Linked DNA regions of Homo sapiens: region 1 is linked to region 2. A link is a loop called in an ENCODE intact Hi-C map of the cell type or tissue named here. Cell type or tissue: heart right ventricle. All regions are shown on one strand. Each heading gives the region's core, and the rest is flanking DNA. Links, peaks and the distances in the headings are about the cores only. Region 1 overlaps GREB1L (GREB1 like retinoic acid receptor coactivator). Region 2 overlaps GREB1L (GREB1 like retinoic acid receptor coactivator).

Evidence for each region. Peaks named below come from ENCODE experiments on the same cell type or tissue, not always from the same donor. Only the 100,000 strongest peaks of a DNase experiment are listed, where the experiment ranks them.
Region 1: it touches region 2 in a loop (2.1-fold over the local background); 13 of 110 quality-filtered maps call a loop at or near these places.

The regions. Positions count from the first base shown.
Region 1 is chr18:21,338,300-21,348,758 of GRCh38, forward strand. All of the region lies in intron 1 of GREB1L (GREB1 like retinoic acid receptor coactivator), which reads left to right. Among named protein-coding and RNA genes, the nearest start is that of GREB1L-DT, 100 kb to the left of the region's middle. RefSeq lists an enhancer at 4,010-4,608. In heart right ventricle, for the core only: no CTCF peak of the experiment used is centred there; no DNase peak of the experiment used is centred there.
Region 2 is chr18:21,388,212-21,398,670 of GRCh38, forward strand. GREB1L (GREB1 like retinoic acid receptor coactivator) reads left to right here. Exons shown (of 33, transcript NM_001142966.3): 5 at 7,174-7,350. The region is part of intron 2 of GREB1L-AS1 (GREB1L antisense RNA 1); the gene reads right to left. Among named protein-coding and RNA genes, the nearest start is that of GREB1L-AS1, 58 kb to the right of the region's middle. RefSeq lists an enhancer at 2,784-3,636. In heart right ventricle, for the core only: no CTCF peak of the experiment used is centred there; a DNase peak (open chromatin) is centred at 5,958.

The sequences.
Region 1 (10,459 bases), core at 1,752-9,751, 50 kb before region 2:
CTTGAGCTAGACTTTGTGAGAAACACTGATCTAAAATTCTGAATGTAAAGAGTGTTTCATTGGCCACACCAGTCACATCAGGGAAAATCAGTAGTAATTCCAAAGAGATTTTCTATTTTGTTATATTCAGATCAAATATAGCCCATGCTGTAGCCATTGCTGAAACAAATGGAAATATCTGTTCTATTCTTCCTTGCTACTCCAGTTTATCATTCAGCACTTTCTACCACCACCATCACTGTCAGACCAGCAAAATGACTTTCAGAGCCTATCTCTGGGCACCAGGCCTCAGGGCTGACCCACTCCACCTCACTTGTCTGTTGATTGTCTTCATCCACAGCTATGATCACTTGTTTCTCCATGCTGTTTCTTCCTAGGATTCTCCTGTGTTTCTTCACTTTTTACCCCAAAATAAAAATAAGTTGTTTTTCAACTTAAGCCACCAGCCTACATATCTCAACTCCTTTAGGAGGTTCCTTATATTTTACTTCTCAACAAAGACTTTCCCAAGGCAGATAACAGAATGAAAGGTTATAAAGGAGAGTGAGGATCATGTCCGTGGATCAAAAATTATCAGTCTGAGTTAGGTTTTAAACTTATCTTATTAGGCCGGGCACAGTGGCTTACGCCTGTAATCCTAGCACTTTGGGAGGCTGAGGTGGGCAGATTACCTGAGGTCAGGAGTTCAAGACCAGCCTGGCCAACATGGCAAAACCCCGTCTCTACTAAAAATACAAAAATTCCTGGCGTGGTGGCGGGCGCCTGTAATCCCAGCTACTCAGGAGGCTGAGGCAGGAGAATTGCTTGAACCCAGGAGGCTGAGGTTGCAGTGAGCCGAGATCGCACCTCTGCACTCCATCCTGGGTGACAGAGCCAGACTCCATCTCAAAAAAAAAAAAAAATTATCTTATTAGAAAAGTTGAAATTTAAAAGGCACATAGTGGAGTCAGAATGTATTTGATTGTATAGAATCATGTAAGAGTGGACTAGGAATCCCATATTGTTTCTTCTATTCTAAGGCAGTTTTAGGCTGTCAGTCTGACCTCAGATATTTCTAATCAGGAATTTTCACAAGCTGTGTAAGTAAAATCATGTTTAACCAACATAGCATTAGTTATTTCTCCCTTGAATTTTGATTAACAATTTGATTACAGTTTGGACCATTTTACATATTCTTTTCTGTGACTATGGAGAATTTAGTGTAGCTTAGCCTGAAAAGCATATGATAGATTTTAAAGGACCTAGGTTTGAATCTTAGCACTGCTAACTTTCTTGAACAAGTCACTCAACCTTTTAGAGTCTGTTTTCTCATGTAATGAATGAAAGGCTCTATCTCATAATGTCATTATAAGAATTAAGTGAAGCAAAGTGTTCAAAGCTTTCAATGCAGTTCTGAGATGTTGTTTATAAAATTTTGGTTAATTTAGACATTGGTTATGTCTAATGACAATTAGGAAACCTCTCTCAACCTTAGACTAAGATAACATTTTGTTGGGTCTATTGTGTTCATAAGATTTTTTTTGAGCAACCTAAAATAATAACATTCTTACAAAGATCTAGAACCTACAACAATACAATTATTTTCACTTTTATTCTGATTACCTTTTACAGTGGACACTTTATTGACAAAACCCAAGTCCACCTCACCTCTCTGGCAGCTACCTAAGTGGTATGGGTTTATTTGTGTCTCTATTTTTGCTTCATTTGTTTGCTTCTAAGATCCCTCCTGGCTCAGGCCATGCTCCTCGCCCCCACCCGCAGGATCTGATGCTACAGGAATATAATTGTGGTCCCACTACCACAACCCCTCATTGCAGCACAATAGAAAAACATTGGGGCCGGGTGTGGTGGCTCACGCCTGTAATCCCAGCACTTTGGGAGGCTGAGGCGGGCAGATCATAAGGTCAGGAGATCAAGACCATCTTGGCTAACATGGTAAAACCCTGTCTCTACTAAAAATATAAAAAAAAATTAGCCGGGCATGGTGGTGGGCACCTGTAGTCCCAGCTACTTGGGATGCTGAGGCAGGGGAATGGCGTGAACCCTGGAGGTGGAGCTTGCAGTGAGCTGAGATTGTGCCACTGCACTCCAGCCTGGGCAACAGAGCGAGACTCCGTCTCAAAAAACAAACAAACAAAAAAAACCACATTGGTTTGGAGTCAGAGGACATGCATTTGAGTGTCAGTATTTGGCTACTTATGAGTGTGGTAATTTTATAAAGATTAACCAAGATTTTTTCTTTCTTTTTTTTTTCTTTTTTTGAGACGGAGTCTTGCTCTGTCGCCCAGGCTGGAGTGCAATGGCACAATCTCAGCTCACTGCAACCTCTGCCTCCCAGGTTCAAGTGATTCTCCTGCCTCAGCCTCCTGAGTAGCTGGGATTACAGGCGCACGCCACCATGCCTGGCTAATTTTTTTGTATTTTTAGTAGAGACGGGGTTTCACCGTGTTGGCCCAGCTGGTCTTGAACTCCTGACCTCATGATCCACCCGCCTGGGCCTCCCAAAGTGCTGGGATTACAGGCGTTGAGCCACCGCACCCGGCCCTAACCAAGATGTTAATAATATACATGAAAGAATTCTATAAAGTAGAGAAGTGTGTTCTTCCCATGGTTAGGGATTTATATAAGGAGGAGTGTTAACATTTGTTGCATACCTAATACATGCAACGTACTTCACATACATTATCTTCTTTACTGTAACACTATGAAGTAGGAGATATATCCATTTTACAGATAACTAGCCTCAAGCTACATGATTATGAAGTAGTGAAGCATGATCACCACTGCCTGTCTTGGCTTTCAGAGCAGTAATGGTCAGGCCATTTTTGGTCCTGCCTTGGCTACCAAGAAGAGAGGAAAGGAGTAGATGAGAAAATGGAAGGAGACCCTGTGTGTTGCAGTCAGCAAATAAGGAGCTATCTGAGAATTTGTACTAGTCACTGACTTGATAGGATAGATACCTGCCACTTGTCTTTATGACAAAACTGGAAAGACAGGAGAGGCCACAGCATTGGCAAGGGTTCCTCCAGTTGAAAGTTTGTGGTGGGGAGCCGTGCCTCTCATCTGCAATCATCTTGAAATATGACTCAGCCACAAGCTTCTTGATTTCTGTACTTCCCTTGTCCTCTGTCAAACAAATGTGATTGCAAGTGCTCACTGCAGCCTGGGCACAAGGCATCTTTCCACCTCAGCTTCCAGGGTAGCTGGGACTATCGGCATACACCACCACACACAGATAATTTTTTAAATCTTTTGTAGAGACAGGTTCTTGCTGTGTTGCCCAGGCTGATCTCAAACTCCTGGCCTCAAGGGATCCTCCCACCTTAGCATCCCAAAGCACTGGGATTATAGGTGTGAGCCACCACACCTGGCTACTTATTATAATTTTTAAACCTAAAGGAGTGGTGAAGCCAAAAAGCATTTTGGAGTTCATACTGACTGAATTTTTCTAGTGTTTTTCTGCTTGAACACAAATGAAGTCAAAGCTTTCACCTGGCCTGAAAGCTTCAGGTGACAGCAGTGTATTAGGTGTAAGGTCTTTCCTTCCATGTCAGTGCAGCCTTGCTTATGACCCTATTAGGCTTTGACAAAACGATGGGAATACTTTTCAAAGGGAAAGTGGGAGCTGAACTGCTTTTGTTGGTGGTGAGGGGCCATTGTTATAATCAAACAAAACTGGGGAGATATGATGAGAAATTAATTTCCTGAAAATAGAAATTATAGGGAAAGATTTTCATTATTAAACCTCAATTTTGGCTTTAGGGTTTTAGGATTAGCATTTAAATTATTGGAACCATTTTTGCCTATGTGCTTATAGGGTCTCTAAATGCATTTGTAAAATTTCAGACTGATTGATGGCCTGAATTGATGTTCAGTCCATCATCATGGACTGAATGTTGAAATGATGTCCACAACAAATTTTAATGTCATTACAGACCTTTAAAATGTTAAGAAGATTAAAAGAGAAAAAGGCCACTGTGTCTGGTTGGTGAATTTTGGTCATGAACATGTTATATTCAAGAACCATCCTTAGGTCCTTGTTCTAGGCTTCACTGCCTCAAACAAAACTTAGATGGGATTTTTTTTTTCTGTAATAATTACACTTAAGCACCTGATGATCTAATGAAGACAATTTCTTAATGTGCCAAAATGAGTTCTTTGTATCTTATTTGAATCTTTTGTTGCTTTAAGCTAATCTGCTTTAGGGTTCTCAAATCCAAGCATTTTACAATGCAGGCTCTAGCAATGGCATTCATCTGGAATGCTGCCTTTTGTTTACTAGCTTTACCAGACGCTCACTGCTTCCTTTGGTCATCTGGTGTCTTAACTAATGTGATTTGTTCTCCTAGGCTCTGCAGGTAGCCATGAGCCTCTATAAGTGAGATTTACAATGGGACTCACCACCCTGGCTGCTAATGAAGGTAGCCACAGGGATTTCATTTTGTTTTTTCATCTGTCCCCCAAAAGAGTAGAGGAAATTGTGCTGTGGGTTTTCTAATTCTCCTTGTTTTCCATATAATTTTTACAATTGATTTACTAACCACCATGCAAAAATATAAATATTTTTGTTTAGGAGTCAGAATGTTTCCTCTGCCAGCCCCTCATGCTAATCACTAGAATTGTTTATTATTGAACCTGAAAAGAACAAAGTGAAGTCTCTGTTTAAATTTAACCAATTGGCATTTTACCTTCATCTGTTTTTGTCTTTGAGGAAGATTTTTGACCAATTTGGTTATTTAAAAAACAAAAACTGTGTGACTGGGCAACTTGGATTCTGGTTCCAGCCTTGCCATTTAGTACCTAAGTCATGGACACCTTTTGGTTTCTTATCTGGAAAAAAAAAAAAGGGAGTTAGTCAGCAAGGTACATATAAGAGCCAAGATGATGTTTTATATTCTTCTAGCTTTCTTTTCTACTATCATAGTGAACTAAAGTGCCCCGACTGGATTCATGGGTAAACCTACCATTGAAAAACAACCTTGTATCTGATAAAATGTCTTGCCTAGCTGTCAAAGCAATAAATATAAAATGTTAGTGTCTTCATTTTAGAAATGCTATGATCTCTAGATTATAACCCAATTTTATAGAGAGAGGGATTTGTCCATTTCCAGTAGGGAAACACAGAGCCCATGTATTATTGTGCTTCACAAGACAGTGGTTCTCAGGTATGGTTTAAAGGTCTCCCAAAGGTCATGGAATCTTTGGATTATACAACAAGAGAGGGCATAAGCAATTATTGGGTTCAGTCCACTCAGTTTTACTAATGAGGATCAAGAGACCCAGAAGTGCTTAGTAGTTTGTCCCTGGTCACAGAATTTATCGAGCTGCCAGTAGAGCCCAAACCCCAAAGACAAAATGGCCGCATACCAGGGTGGACATGTCCTCGCTACCTCTTAATGAAACACAGGGAGCAGAAGGTTGAGAAGAGAGATTTTTTTTTTTTTTTTTTTTTTTGAGACAGAGTCTCGCTCTGTCACCCAGGCTGGAGTGCAGTGGCACTGTCTTGGCTCAGTGCAACCTCTGCCTCCAGGATTCAAGTGATTCCCCCACCTCAGCCTTCCAAGTAGCTGAGACTACAGGCATGTCCCACCTCAGCTTCCCGAGTAGGTGGAACTACAAGTGTGTACCACCATGCCCGGCTAATTTTTGTATTTTTAGTAGAGACTGGTTTGACCGTGTTGGCCAGGCTGGTCTTGAACTCCTGACCTCAAGCAGTCCACCTGCCTTAGTCCCCCAAAGTGTTAGGATTACAGGCATGAGCCACCATGCCCAGCCTGGATTGTTAACTCCAAGTCTGAACACTTAAAAATCACTGCTTGAGGCTGGGTGCGGTGGCTCACGCCTGTAATGCCAGAACTTTGGGAGGCCAAGGCGGGCGGATCACGAGGTCAGGATATCGAGACCATCCTGGCTAACATGGTGAAACCCCGTCTCTATGAAAAATACCAAAAATTAGCCAGGCTTGGTGGCAGGCGCCTGTAGTCCCAGCTATTCGTGAGGCTGAGGCAGGAGAATCGCTTGAACTCGGGAGGTGGAGGTTGCAGTAAGCCGAGATTGTGTCACTGCACTCCAGCCTGGGCGACAGAGCAAAACTCTGTCTCAAAAACAACAACAACAACAACAACAACAACAACAACTGCTTGATAGTGTTAGACATTTGGCTTGTTTCTCCATTGCAACTGACAGTGTAAAGTCAATCTGATCTCACAGATGTTGTACTGAGGTGATGCTCCTGCAAAGGTGTTGAAACTATAGTTCCTCCCCTCTGGGAATTTACAGTCTAATCTGGGAATAAAACAAGTATACAAGTAGTACTGTGTGAGTTAGTGGGAATAAAAATGAATAAAACACAAACTGTGACTCTAAAGATTTCAAAATCTAAAGGAAAGATGGATTTTAATACAACTTCGTAGGCCAGGTGTTTAATAGCTGGTCAAAGGTAAATTCAGGGTCATCTGGGAACTCATAGGCAGTCTTAAATAAGACTGTAAGAAATGAAAGAAACTTACAGTAAAATGCTGGCCAGTGTTCCTACTCTTGAGTTGGTGATCGCTACTGGAGAAAATCTCTCATCATTGCAGACTGAGATCACTCTAAATTCATTGTCCCTATCCCTAAATGTGACCTAATTATATCTTTGACTGCCTTTGGCTGAGTTCCTTTCCTTTTTATCTAATCAATTATTCCAAATCTATTCCACTCTCTTCAAGCCTGTACCCACCTGCCCCTTTCTCAGCAGGCTGCTCCTCTCACTTCTAGGAATCCCTGAAGAGTCCCATTAATTGCCTTGACTTTAGCTGACCCTAAGTACTAGTGAAGCCAAGTTCTTTATCTCCAACCCTGGGTTCCCTTGCACTTCAGACCCTATTAGATTACTGCTGGATATTTCCATTTGGTTGTTTCACAGCCATTTCGAAAACCATATGTCTAAGAACTGAATGGATCACCTTCTGTCCAGAAATCTCACCTTCTTTCTCAGGGTTCCCTGAATCAGAAAAGGTACCATCATCCACCCCAGTTTGCCTGAAAAAAGAACTACTCTGGCTGGAACATGCCATGTCCAGGTAGGAGGCTGCAGTAATCCTTGTCGTGGTCTTTAACACGTTGTGTATAATTGCATGAGAAATAGCATTGTCAAGTGATTAAAAACATGGCTTTGAAGTATGATGGATCTGTGTTTGATTCCTGGCACCATCACTTGTCAGTCAGCTGTGTGACCTTGAGCCAACTATTAAACTTTCTAAGACTGGGTTACCTTTTCTGAAAGATGGAGACCATAATAGTACTTACAGGCCAGGTGCGGTGGCTCACACCTGTAATCCCAGCACTTTGGGAGGCCGAGGTGGGTGGATCACTTGAGGTCAGGAGTTCAAGACCAGCCTGGCCAACATGGTGAAACCCATCTCTACTAAAAATACGAAAATGAGCCAAGCATGGTGGCATGTGCCTGTAATCCCAGCTACTCAGGAAGCTGAGGCAGGAGAATCACTTGAAACTGGGAGCTGGAGGTTGCAGTGAGCTGAGATCATGCCATTGCACTCCAGCCTTGGGGACAGAGTGAGACTCCATCTCAAAAAAAAAAAAAAAAAAGTACTTACAGGGTATTCTGAGGATTAAATGAGTTCTCACATATGAAGCATTCATCATAGGTATCCCTAAGACCGAATAGAGCAGAGATCATTTAGATCATTTCTGACTCACTCACTTCTGTATCTGCCAGTCCTGACACAAAGAAGGCACTCAGTAAATACTCGTTGAATGAGAAAATGAGGTAGCGGCATGCCTAGATTAAGCTACTGACAATAGGGGTGGAGAAAAGAAGCAATGCAAGGCAGAAACCTCGACGTCCTCCTGAATTACTTCGCCGTGTCATCAATCACTAATTCCCACTGATTTCATTCCTAAATATTTCCCAGGCTCATCCCACCCTCTGTAACCCTCCCATAACTGCACCCACACAGGCTATCATGACCACTCACTAGGACTATAGTAGGAGTTTCTAAACACTCTCCCTGCATCCTGTTTTACTTCCTCACAAGCCCCTACCAGACTGCCACCGGGGAAATCCGTTCAAAGCTAAAATGTGAACATGTCATTTCTTTGCTTAACACTCATTCACGGCTATCTTTTATCTATAGGATCTAGTTGCAGCAATTGAGACCTGGGCTATATTTCCATCTTTCTTTCCTAACATGCCCTCTCTCACACTTGGGAGTCTAGACCAAGATTACTTGGTCTTGGTCTTATCTTCTGGACATACTGTGCTATTTCATGTCTTCATGCTTTTAAGAGGTTTCTGGTTATTCTTGTTCTTTCCACAGCCCTTTCTCCTGTCCTAATTAGGTTTACATTTGTCTGCAAATGACAGGAAACCTGAAACAGCAAGTTAGAAGTTTCTTTCTTCTTGGCATAACATTTGGAGGTAACAGTCCAAGACTGATAAAGCATCTCTGCTATCATCAGGGAGCCTCGGTCCTGTCTCGTGCTTCTGCCATCAATGTGTGGCTTCCATCCTTGTTCTCTCTCTCTTCTCTGCCCCCTCTAGAACCTTATTCCATTAGTCATCAACTCTTCCTTTTCTTTAAGGAAAGAACCTCATCCTGCAAGCATCCCTCCTTCTAATTATTTCTTCCTGCCATTGTACCTTTCTGACAATTACCAACCTATTTCCACCCTTGTTCACCACACTTGCTTCTTGAAAGGCTAATCGCATGCCATGGGACATTTTCATTCCTGATCCTATTTGACTTCTCCTACCTTTTAAAACTGTCTACCACCGATCAGCCTGACCAATATGGTGAAACCCCGTCTCTACTAAAAATATAAAAATTAGCTGGGCGTGGTGGTGGGTGCCTGTAGTCCCAGCTACTAGGGAGGCTGAGACAGGAGAATTGCTTGAACCCAGGAGGCAGTGGTTGCAGTGAGCCTGAGATTGCACCACTGCACTCCAGCCTGAGCAACAGAGCAAGACTCCGTCTCAAAAAAAAAAAACAAACAAAAACAAAAAAACCAACAACAACTGTAACTGTCTACCACCTTCCATTTCTCCAGATTGTCTTGTCCCTCAGCTTTCACCACACTGTTCTGCTCCTGGCTCCCTTCCTGCTTCTGCTGCTCCTTCTCCATCTTCTTTGCTGGTTTTACTCTTCCTTTGCTTCACTCTTTTTTTTTTTTGAGACAGAATCTTGCTTTGTCGCTCAGGCTGGAGTGTAATGGTGAGATCTCAGCTCACTGCAGCCTCCACCTCCTAGATTCAAACAATTCTCCTGCCTCAGCCTCCCAAGTAACTGGGATTACAGGAGCTTGCCACCATGCCTGGTTAATTTTTTGTATTTTTAGTAGAGACGGGGTTTTGCCATGTTGCCCAGACTAGTCTCGAACTCCTGACCTCAGGTGATCCACCCATCTCTGCCTCCCAAAGTGCTAGGATTAGGCGTGAGCCACCATGCCCAGCCCCCCGACCTTTTTTTTTTTTTTTTTTTTTTAAGACAGGGTGTTGCTCTGTCGCCCAGGCTGGAGTGCAGTGGCACAATCTCGGCTCACTGCAATCCCCGCCTCCCAGGTTCAAGTGATTCTCCTGCCTCAGCCTCCCGAGTAGCTGGGACTACAAGCACGTGCCACCACACTCGGCTAATTTTTTTTTTTTTTTTTTTTTTTTTTTTTGAGACAGAGTCTTGCTCTGTCGCCCAGCCTGGAATGCAGTGGCACGATCTTGGCTCACTGCAAACTCCGCCTCCCGGGTTCACGCCATTCTCCTGCCTCAGCCTCCCGAGTAGCTGGGACTACAGGCACCCACCACCATGCCCGGCTAATTTTTTTGTATTTTTATTAGAGACGGGGTTTCACCGTGTTAACCAGGATGGTCTCAATCTCCTGACCTCGTGTTCCGCCCGCCTGAGCCTCCGAACGTGCTGGGATTACAGGCGTGAGCCACCGCGCCTGGCTTGCTTGACTCTTAAATGACAGTGTTTCTCATGGTTTCCTCCTGGACCCTCTCTCATTCCACATACTTCTCCCACCTAGGCAGTCACCAGGTAATCTCACCAGTACCCATAGCAGCTGGGCATGGTAACTCATGCCAGTAATCCCAGCACTCTAGGAGGTTTAGGTGGGAGAATCACTTGATCCCAGGAGTCTGAGACCAGCCTGGGTAACATAGTGAGACCCCATCTCTACAAAAAATTTAAAAATTAGGCCAGGCACAGTGGCTCATGTCTGTAATCTCAGCACTTTGGGAGGCTGAGGCAGGTGGATCACTTGAGGTCAGGAGTTCGAGACCAGCCTGGCCAACATGGTGAAACCCTGTCTCTACTAAAAATACAAAAATTAGCCAGGCGTAGTGGCAGGTGACTGTAATCCCAGCTACCCGGGAGGCTGAGGCAGGAGAATCGCTTGAACCCGGGAGGCAGAGGTTGCAGTGAGCTGAGATCGCACCATTGCACTCCAGCCTGGGCAACAG
Region 2 (10,459 bases), core at 1,528-9,527:
GTATTGGCAAATAGCTACATGGTAAAAGATAAAATAGAACTATTTTATTTTATTTTTGAAGAACAGCTTTAAATTTGTGAAAATTAAGAAAATAGTACAGTTTCCATATATCCCCACACAGTTTGCCCTATTATTAATATCTTAGTATAGGACATTTGCTACAAGTAATGAACCAATATTGATACATTTTTATTAATTTTAATAACAACTAAAGTCCACAGTTTATTTGAGTTCCTTGGTTTTTTCCTAATATCCTTTTCCTGTTCCAGTATCCCATCCAGGATACGGCATCAGATTTAATTGTTATGTCTCCTTAGGTTCCTTTTTTTTTTTTTTTTTTTTTTTTTTGAGACTGAATCTTGCTCTATCGCCCAGGCTGGAGTGCAGTGGTGGTGCGATCTCGGCTCACTGCAAGCTCCGCCTCCCGGGTTCACACCATTCTCCTGCCTCAGCCTCCCGAGTAGCTGGGACTACAGGCTCCCATCACCACGCCCCGCTAATTTTTTGTATTTTTAGTAGAGATGGGGTTTCACCGGTTCCTTTTGACTGTGACAGTTTCTCAGACTTTCCTTGTTTTTGATGACCTTGGCCGTTTGGGGAGTATTAGGCATATTGTAGGAGACCCCCCTATTGGAATTCATTTGATGTTTTTCTCCTTATTAGATTGAGGTTATGGGATCTGGGGAGGAAGATCACAGAGGTAAATTTTTATCTTATTCTTTCAAGGGTACATACTATCAACATGATTTAACACTATTGCTGTTGACCTTGGTCACCTGGCTGAGGGGCTGAAGGAGTGTTATCCCCACTCTCCTTCCACTACATACTGTGGAAGGAATCCCCAGATCACACTGAAGGAGCAGGGAGTTATACTCCACATCCTTGAGGGCAGGCTACGTAAATTATTTGAAATTCTACTGCCTGGGAATTCATCTCTTCTCTCCCATTTATTGATGGGTTCATTCGTTTATTTATGTCATTATGGCCATAAATACCTACATTTATTTTATGTTTATAATCCAATACTAATTTATTTTGTTGCTCAAATTGTTCAGTTTTGGACATTGGGATCTCAGTTGGTTCTCGTGCCACTTTTACAAACCCCCATCATTATGGGGTGGGTTTTTTTTTTTTTTTTTTCATCAAATAGGAATTTTCTCTTTTCACGGGCACAGGAACCTCTTGACTTTTTTTTTTTTAAGGGAAGGAGGTTAGGCACACACCTCTCATAGAATACAGTAATTGTTTAATAATTATTGCTTTTCTCCTCTAGGTGTCCTCATAAATGGGAAAACCCTCAAAGATTGTAATACTAAAAACTATTTGTGTGGATTGTGTAGTTTTCATTTTGCCACAGAAATTGCTCTGAAATAATCTCTCTTCCCTAGAAAATCCTGCTTTCTTCAGGCCTTCTCAACACTAACTGTGCCTTCTCTACTCTATACCTCTTTAGCCCAGAAACAAAATTGTAACTTTTCCCTCTTAGTCTCCCTTTTGCAATGTATTGCTTGAGAAAGCTCAGCAGAAATGTCAGTCTGTGAGCATGAATTACTTTTGCGGCTTGCCAAAACTTGAATTTTAAGGACTCATTAACAAGTATGAAATAGGTGAATGCCGACACAGTCAATGGCTGGCAGGGGCTGGTGTATCAAATGATGCTCAGAAATCAATCTGAAAAGGCCACAGGGAAGTCAAGTGATAGGACCCAACAAAAATAGGCAAGGATGAAGTTATAGGAGAGCTCTCCATCAGACTAGAGGAAGGTGAAACAGTATACAGTCATGTGCCAAATAACACCATTTCGGTCAATGACTGACTGCATATATGACATTGGTCCTGTAGGTTCCAAAACTGAAAAATGTCTGTTGCCTGATGACACTGTAGCCATTGTAAAGTAGTGCAATGCATTACTCATGTGTTTGTGGTGATGCTGATGTAAAGAAACCTACTGCACTGCCAGTCATATAAAAGTATAGCACATACAATTAGGTACACCACATGATACTAGGTAATAAATGTTATTTTTTATTACCTAGTTATTTTATTATCTATGTTATTTCAGAGTGCACTCCTTCTACTTATTAAAAAAAAAAAGTTTACTGTAAAACAGCCTCAGGCAGGTCCTTTAGGAGGTATTCCAGAAGATGGCATTATTATCATAGGAGATGACCCTCCAAGCATGTTTTTGCCCTGAAGACCTTCCAGTAGGACAAGATATGGAGGTGGAAGAGTGATATTGATGATTCTGACCCTGTGTAGGCCTAGGCTAATGTGTGTGTTTGTGCCTTAGTTTTTAACAAAAAAGTTTGTTTGTTTGTTTGTTTTTGTTTTTGTTTTTGTTTTTGAGATGGAGTCTCGCGCTGTCACCAGGTTGGAGTGCAATGGCGCAATCTCGGCTCACTGCAACCTCCGCCTCCTGGGTTAAAGTGATTCTCCTGCCTCCACCTCCTGAGTAGCTGGGACTACAGGCGCCCACCACCATGCCCAGCTAATTTTTGTATTTTTAGTAGAGATGGGGTTTCACCATATTGGCCAGGATGGTCTCAATCTCTTGACCTTGTGATCCACCCGCCTTGGCCTCCCAAAGTGCTGGGATTACAGGCGTGAGCCACCGCGCCAGGCCAACAAAAAAAGTTTAAAAAGTAAAAAACAAAACAAAACAAAAATTTTAATACAAAAAAGCCTTATAGAATAAGGATATAAGAAAGAAAACGTTTTTATACAGCTATACAAAGTGTTTGTGTTTTAAGTTTTATTATGAATCAGAAGGTTTTTAAAAGTTAAAAAGGTGATAAAGTTAAAAAGTTACAGTAAGCTAAGGTTAATTTATTATTGAAGAAAAAAACATTTTAGTAAATTTAGTGTAGCCTAAGGGTACAGCATTTACAAAGTGTACAGTAATGTCCTAGGCCTTCACATTCACTCATTACTCACTCACTGACTCACCCAGAGCAACTTCCAGTCCTGCAAGCTCTGTTTTAAGTGACTTATACAGGTGTGTCATTTTTTATCTTTTATATCGTATTTTCACTGTGCCTTTTCTGTGTTTACATATGTTTAGATACACAAATACTTAACCATTGTGTTACAACTGCCTATAGTATTCAGTACAATAGAATGCTATCCAGGTTTGTAGCCTAGGGGCATTAGGCTATACCATCTAGCCTACATGTGTGGTAGGCTGTATCATCTGGGTGTGTGAAAGTACACTCTATGATGTTCACACAACAAAATCGCCTCTTAGAATGCATCCATGTGGTTAAGTGATAAATGACTGTATATGAGTCAGAGAGGTGTTAATGAGGTCAAAGGAGCAGTTAATTAGGAGTTAAGAGACCTGGGTTCTGGATCTACTGTTTCTGGTGGTTGAGTATTTGGCCTTGGGCCACTTTCTTAGTCTCTTGGGGCCCTTCTTTCATTTACATATTAAAGAGGTTAGAACAGATCTGTGTTCCTCAATCGTTGACTCACAAATGTCTCTTATAATAGTGTGTAATCTTTTGAATTCAGAGATTTAAAAATTAATTCTGTCATTACATGGCATGTGATAAGGACTTGATTTTAAATAGAAAGTAATTTTAGATTGGTTTGTTTGTTTATTTATTTATTTATTTTGAGACAGAGTTTCACTCTTGTTGCCCAGGCTGGAGTGCAGTGGTGCAATCTCGGCTCACTGCAACCTCTGCCTCCTAGGTTCAAGCAATTCTCCTGCCTCAGCCTCCCGAGTGCCTGGGACTACAGGTCCATGCCACCACCCCCAGCTAATGTTTGTATTTTTAGTAGAGACAAGATTTCGCCATGTTGGCCAGGCTGGACTCGAACTCCTGACCTCAGGTGATCCACCCGCCTCAGCCTCCCAAAGTGTTGGGATTACAGGCGTGAGCCATTGCACCTGGCCTACTTAGATCAGTTTATTCATATACTGTTTGATATTCATGCTGTACAAGAAAGATTATCTACAGGGTTAGTACCAGTCTTGAGTGTTGAGTGCATTGAATAAGGTAATCTATATAGTATTTAGCACTGTGCCTGGCTATGGCAAGTGCTCCATAAGTTTTAGCTGCCATCATCATCATCATCAATTCCCAACTTTCAAACCTGTGAGCCCTGTTCCTTAATAGAGGTGGGTGGACACAGCAGATTTTTTTTTTCCAATGGGTTCCATGTATCCATAGGCTCCAAAAAATATTTGTAAACGAAGTAATATGACCGACATATTTAATGACTATTTTCCAAATAAATATAAATGATATTTTGAACAAATGCAGATGCACTTAAAATTGCTAAAGAATTCATAAGTTTTTATATTTTTTCTTAATTCATGAACTTCTAGAGTTAAATTGACTTTTAGAGTTTAAATTGACTTTTATTAATGTTAAAAAGGGATCTATAAGCTTGAAATGATTGAGCCCTGCAGTCTTGATAATTTTATTCTTTCTTCTGTTGACTTTTCCCAATTCTATTAGGCTTGTTTTTGAGGTTTGGTGACCCAAACTATATGGTAAATTTAATATGCCCCACCGCTTCATCCATTTTTTTAAATTTAAATTTTAATTTTTTTTCTTTAAAAAAAAAATTTAGACAGGGTCTTGTTCTGTCACCCAGGCTGGAGTACAATGGCACAATCCTGGCTCACTGCAACCTCTGCCTCCCTAGCTCAAGGGATGCTCCCATCTTAACCTCCTAGGTAGCTGGGACTACAAGCACTCACCACCAGGCCCGACTAATTTTTGTATTTTTTTGTAGAGATGGGGTTTCGCCCTGTTGCCTAGACTGGTCTTGAACTCCTGGACCCAAGCGATCTGCCTCTTTGGCCTCCCAAAGTGCTGGGATTACAGGCGTGAGCCACTGCACCTCGCCTCATCCAATGTTTTCATGGTGTTTTCTTTTTTATTTCTCATGCCAGTAACTGATAGCATTCAATTATCTGTTGACACTTGGTTAAAATCATAACATGAATTGATGCTAGGAGAATCTAGCATGGTTTTTCCCTACTTTGTATTGGGCAATGATAATGGTGCTCTCCTCGGGTTTGTGTAGGGAGAGGTAGGCATCCTCCTTGCTTCCAAAATTTTCTGAAATAGCGTTTTTTTCCCTGTTCTTGAGAGCAAGTCTCACGCTGTTGCCCAGGCTGGAGTGCAGTGGTGCGATCTTGGCTCACTGCAACCTCTGCCTCCCTGGTTCAAGTGATTCCCCTGCCTCAGCCTCCCAAGTAGCTGGGATTACATGCATGTGCCACCATGCCTAGCTAATTTGTTGTTGTTGTTGTTTGTTTGTTTTTTGAGACAGAGCCTCGCTCTGTTGCCCAGGCTGGAGTGCAGTGGCGCGATCTGGGCTCACTGCAAGCTCCGCCTCTACAGGTGCCTGCCACCATGTCCGGCTAATTTTTTTGTATCTTTAGTAGAGACGGGGTTTCACCATGTTAGCCAAGATGGTCTCGATCTCCTGACCTCATGATCCGCCCGCTTCTGCCTTCCAAAGTGCTGAGATTACAGGTGCGGGTCACCGCGCCCGGCCTTTTTTTGTATTTTTAATAGAGAAGGGTTTCACCATGTTGGCAAGGCTGGACTTGAACCGCAACCTTAAGTGATCCACCCACCTCGGCCTCCGAAAGTGCTGGGATTACAGGTGTGAGCCACTGCGCCCGGCCTGAAATAGCATTTATCATACTTTTATTCAGCCTTTCTCGGTTGCAAATGACAGAAACCCAACTGAAAATGGCTTAGGTAAAATGAAGAAATTACTGAAAGAATTCCAAAGAAAAGGTTTCATGGCCAGACCTTGGGAAAGGCAGATACAGCGGGCTGAGGGATCCAGATACTGCCAGAACAGTCTTTCAGCCTCCTGCCTGTGCTGACGGAGTTCCCTCCCAAGTCAAGAGACAGGGCTGGCACTAAGCAGTCTGAGCCATGCTCTCCTTGGCTCCATGTTCAGATTTTCTAGGGGAAAGGCTTTGATGGGCCTTGTTTATGTCATATGTCCACCCTTGGACCAATCAACTATGGCCAGAAAGTTGGGCTATCAAAGTGGCCCAGTTGGATCAGGTCCTAGCTCCACATCAATTTGGAGTGTCACAACTCCCTGGGGAAGTCATATGATTACAGTGAGTACAGACGGAATCATTCCCCAGAAGATTTGCAGCAGAACTGTAGCTGTTCCCTATAACACTGTCTGTGATTCTTGGTTCCTTATACATTCTTCCAAATGACTGCAATGTGAGTTCTTGGAGGAAGTTATATTTGGTTCAATTCTGTATCTCCTGGTCTTGGACAGCATCTGTTGCAAATGTTTGTTTAATAAACAATGAACAGATGAATTCATATAATACATTATGATATACAAAGTGGTTATGTAAGATTTTGTCACATCTTGTCATGTCATGTCATGGTAAAAAGTGAAATGCTGTAACAGTTTTGGCCCGTTCATCTAGGAGTCACCAAATTCTGAGCTTCAGTCTTTTCCTCTGTGAAAATAAAGAGTATCTCTATTCTGACACTGTACCCATCTAGAGAAGTGAATTTGGATTGGAAGTAAAATAATCGTATTACATGCACATAAAAACTACGTGGTTTTCAAAGTTTGTTGTGTATTCACCATTGCCCCACTTGTTGACCAGACTCACGCCTGTAATCCCAGCACTTTGTGAGGCCAAGGTGGGTGGATCACGAGGTCAGGAGTTCGAAACCAGCCTGGCCAACATGGGGAAGCTCCATCTCTACTAAAAAAAAAAAAAAAAAAAAAAATTAGCCGGGTGTGGTGGCGCACACGCCTGTAATCTCAGCTACTCGGGAGGCTGAGGCAGGAGAATCACTTGAACCTGGGAGGTGGAGGTTGCAGTAAGCCAAGATCCCACCATTGCACTCCAGCCTGGGCGACAGGGCGAGACTCCATCTCAAAAAAAAAAAAAAAAAGAAAAAAAAAAGAAAAAATATGAAGTTGTCGCTTTGGCTGAAGCGAAGCAGACGGAAATATTTCCTTTCAATGTCTTTTCAGCTTTGTTCAGAGGGCCACACTTGGCAGATTTGTCTTCTGGTTGGAGTATAGGGGTATAGGGACTTTAATTTAGTCTGTAATAGTGATTCTCAAAAATAAATCTACTCTCCAAATGAGTGATAAGAAGATATAATCTCACTAAACATTTCACTGTGTCCTTTTTTTTAAACTGGTTTTTAGGTTTTTGTCAAGCAGGAAAGGATTTGCGTTTGGTATCACTGTGTATGGAACAAATTGACATCCCAGCAGGATTCCTCCTGGTGGGGGCCAAGTCTCCCAATCTGCCTGAACACATCCTAGTTTGTGCTGTGGACAAGCGATTTCTACCAGATGATCATGGAAAAAATGCACTTTTAGGTGAGTGTTTCATGCTTATAAAATTCCTTCCAATATGAGGGAGTTAAAATACACATTTATTTAAAACTACTGCAGAATTTTAAAAAATATACCAGAGGATTATTTGGGGATTATATAGTTTAGTTCAATTATGAGACATTTTTTCTTTTAGTAACTTCTTTTTTTTTTTTCTTTTTTTCTTTTTTTGAGATGAAGTCTTGCTCCATCGCCCAGGCTGGAGTGCAATGGTGCAGTCTAGGCTCACTGCAACCTCTGCCTCCCAGGTTCAAGTGATTCTCCTGCCTCAGCCTCCCGAGTAGCTGGGACTACAGGTGCATGCCACCACACCCAGCTAATTTTTGTGTTTTTAGTAGAGACAGGGCTTCACCATATTGGCCGGAGTGGTCTTAAACCCCTGACCTCGTGATCTGCCCACCTCGGACACCCAAAGTGATGGGATTACAGGCGGTAACTTCTTAAACATTTATTTATTTTCTTTCTTTTTTTTTTTTCTTTTTTTTGAGACAGAGTTTTGCTCTTGTCACCCAGGCTGGAGTGCAGTGGCATGATCTCGGCTCACTGCAACCTCTGCCTCCTGGGTTCAAGCAATCCTCCTGCCTCAGCCTCCCGAGTAGCTGGGATTACAGGCGCCCACCATCACGCCCAGCTACTCTTTGTATTTTTAGTAAAGACAGGGTTTCACCATGTTGGCCAGGCTGGTCTCAAACTCCTGACCTCAGATGATCTGCCTGCCTTGGCCTCCCAAAGTGCTGGAATTACAGGCATGAGCCACCACGCCCGGCCTTTTCATTTTTATTAATTCTCAAAACACTTAGCTTAATTAAATGACTTTTTTGACCAGACATTTTTAAAAAGCATGCAATTTATCAAAAATTAATATTTTATAAAGAAAAGAGAATTCACTCTCTATAGTCATTGATATCAAGTCAGCTCTGATATTGGACCTGATATCAAGTCAACTCAATTATTTATCTGTGGATTATTCACTTTGTAAGTTATTTGTTGTTTTTCCATACCACTCATTCCAATGTCATATAGATAGATATTTCTATCTATACTTGTGTGATGTGATTCTCACTTTATATTTAACATTAGTTCACCCAAAATAACTAGGACTATGTATCTTTATATTTCTATCTATATGATATAAAATGTAAATGACTTTATCTAGAATTATTTTACTTTCTGATATTAGAGTCTGGGCTTTTTCACAACATAGCTTCCCTATATCACAAGAAATAACAGACTTGATTTATTTTATTTTAAATAATTAAAAAGATAAGAGAGCACATGAGATTTGTTGCTTTTCTACTGCTGCCATTTCTCTACTGTTGTTTTTGTTTCTCAGAATTTGTCTTACTATAGATGAAATCATGTTTCAGGCACAAATATCAGTAAAAAGGAAAAAGAATAGAGCAATGAATTCAAATATTGTATTGATCATGATGTGTATTTATTTTTGTAGTTTGATACATTCTTCCTAGTTATATAGTGTCATCAGAAAGTCTAGCAATACACTGATCAATAAGTGAGCCTGCACACGCTTTATAGAAGTTCCTTAAATTATAGCTTAAAGACTTTTTATGGTTCATAGGAAAAGAAATGGTAATTTTCATTTTTTATAAGGCTCTCATAAAAAAAGAACATTTTCGGCCTGGCACGGTGGCTCACGTCTGTAATCCCAGCACTTTGGGAGGTCGAGGTGGGCGGATCATGAGGTCAGGAGATCGAGACCTCTGGCTAACATGGTGAAACCCCGTCTCTACTAAAAAAAACCCCGTCTCTACTAAAAAAAACCCCGTCTCTACCAAAAATTAGCCGGGCGTGGTGGTGGGTGCCTGCAGTCCCAGCTACTTGGGAGGCTGAGGCAGGAGAATGGCGTGAACCCGGGAGGCAGAGCTTGCAGTTAGCGGAGATCGCGCCACTGCACTCCAGCCTGGGGGACAGAGCGAGACTCCGTCTCAAAAAAAAAAAAAAAAAAATAATAATAATAATTAGCTGGGCGTGGTGGCGCTTGTAGTCCCAGCTACTCGGGAGGCTGAGGCAGGAGAATAGCGTGAACCCGGGAGGTGGAGCTTGCAGTGAGCCAAGATGGCGCCCCTGCACTCTAGGCTGGGCGACAGAGTGAGACTGTCTCAGAAAAAAAGAAAAAACGTTTTCACTTTGTTTAGTGAAATTGAGCAGATGGTTTAATATAGAAGTCTAATGATAAATCTAATATGCTGGAGTAAATTAGCAGTGAAGATCCAACTACTCGTTTTTTCATTCAGCAGTATTTATTCAGGATGTACTGTGTGACAGAAATCACACGAGGCTCTTACGTAGGGACACAACAGTTAAAAGACTCAGTCCTGTTCCTCACAGAGCTTACTACCTAGTAGGCTGTAGTAGAACAACTTCAGAAAACTTTTTAGCATTTGAAAAGCATTATCGTCTCATCTAATGATAAACAGTTCAGGTGTGGCTCTGACTGTCGACAATGAAAATCTCTCATAATGCATTTTTTGTTCAATGATTCTTTGTGACTAGAGAATCCTCTTAGAATATGTCATGGAAAAGACACAGAAAACACCATCAGTATAATAGACTTCATAATCCTTAGAAATTAGGAGTGAGACCAAAGACCATGTGCTTTAGAATCAGAACTGTGTTCTAATCCCAGATTTGTCACTTAGTACTTTAAGAACTTCAGCAAGTATTTTAAGAACTTAAAGTCTTAGATTGCTCATGCATATAATGGGGCCATTAACGCCTACCTTGCCGGGTCATAAAGATCAAATGAGATGATGTCCTTAAAGCACCCACCCAGCACAGTGCTTGGGACATAGTATTTGCTCTTCAAATGGCAGTTATTTACTATTGTATTTATTAAATACCCTTACAGACTTGGAACCTTGCTTACTTTCTCTAGCCTTGTAAGTGGACATAATTTTTTACTAACCACTTCTCCATGTAAAAGTGTGGTGCAATAACAAAATGGCAGGTTTTTCTTAAATAAACACATTGCTGGGATTTTTACATGTTTGATACTCTTGTCCAAAAACTTTCATCCAACATTTCTTACTTAAAGTGGATGATTTTCGTATGCATTAAAATATAGTGGAAAAAT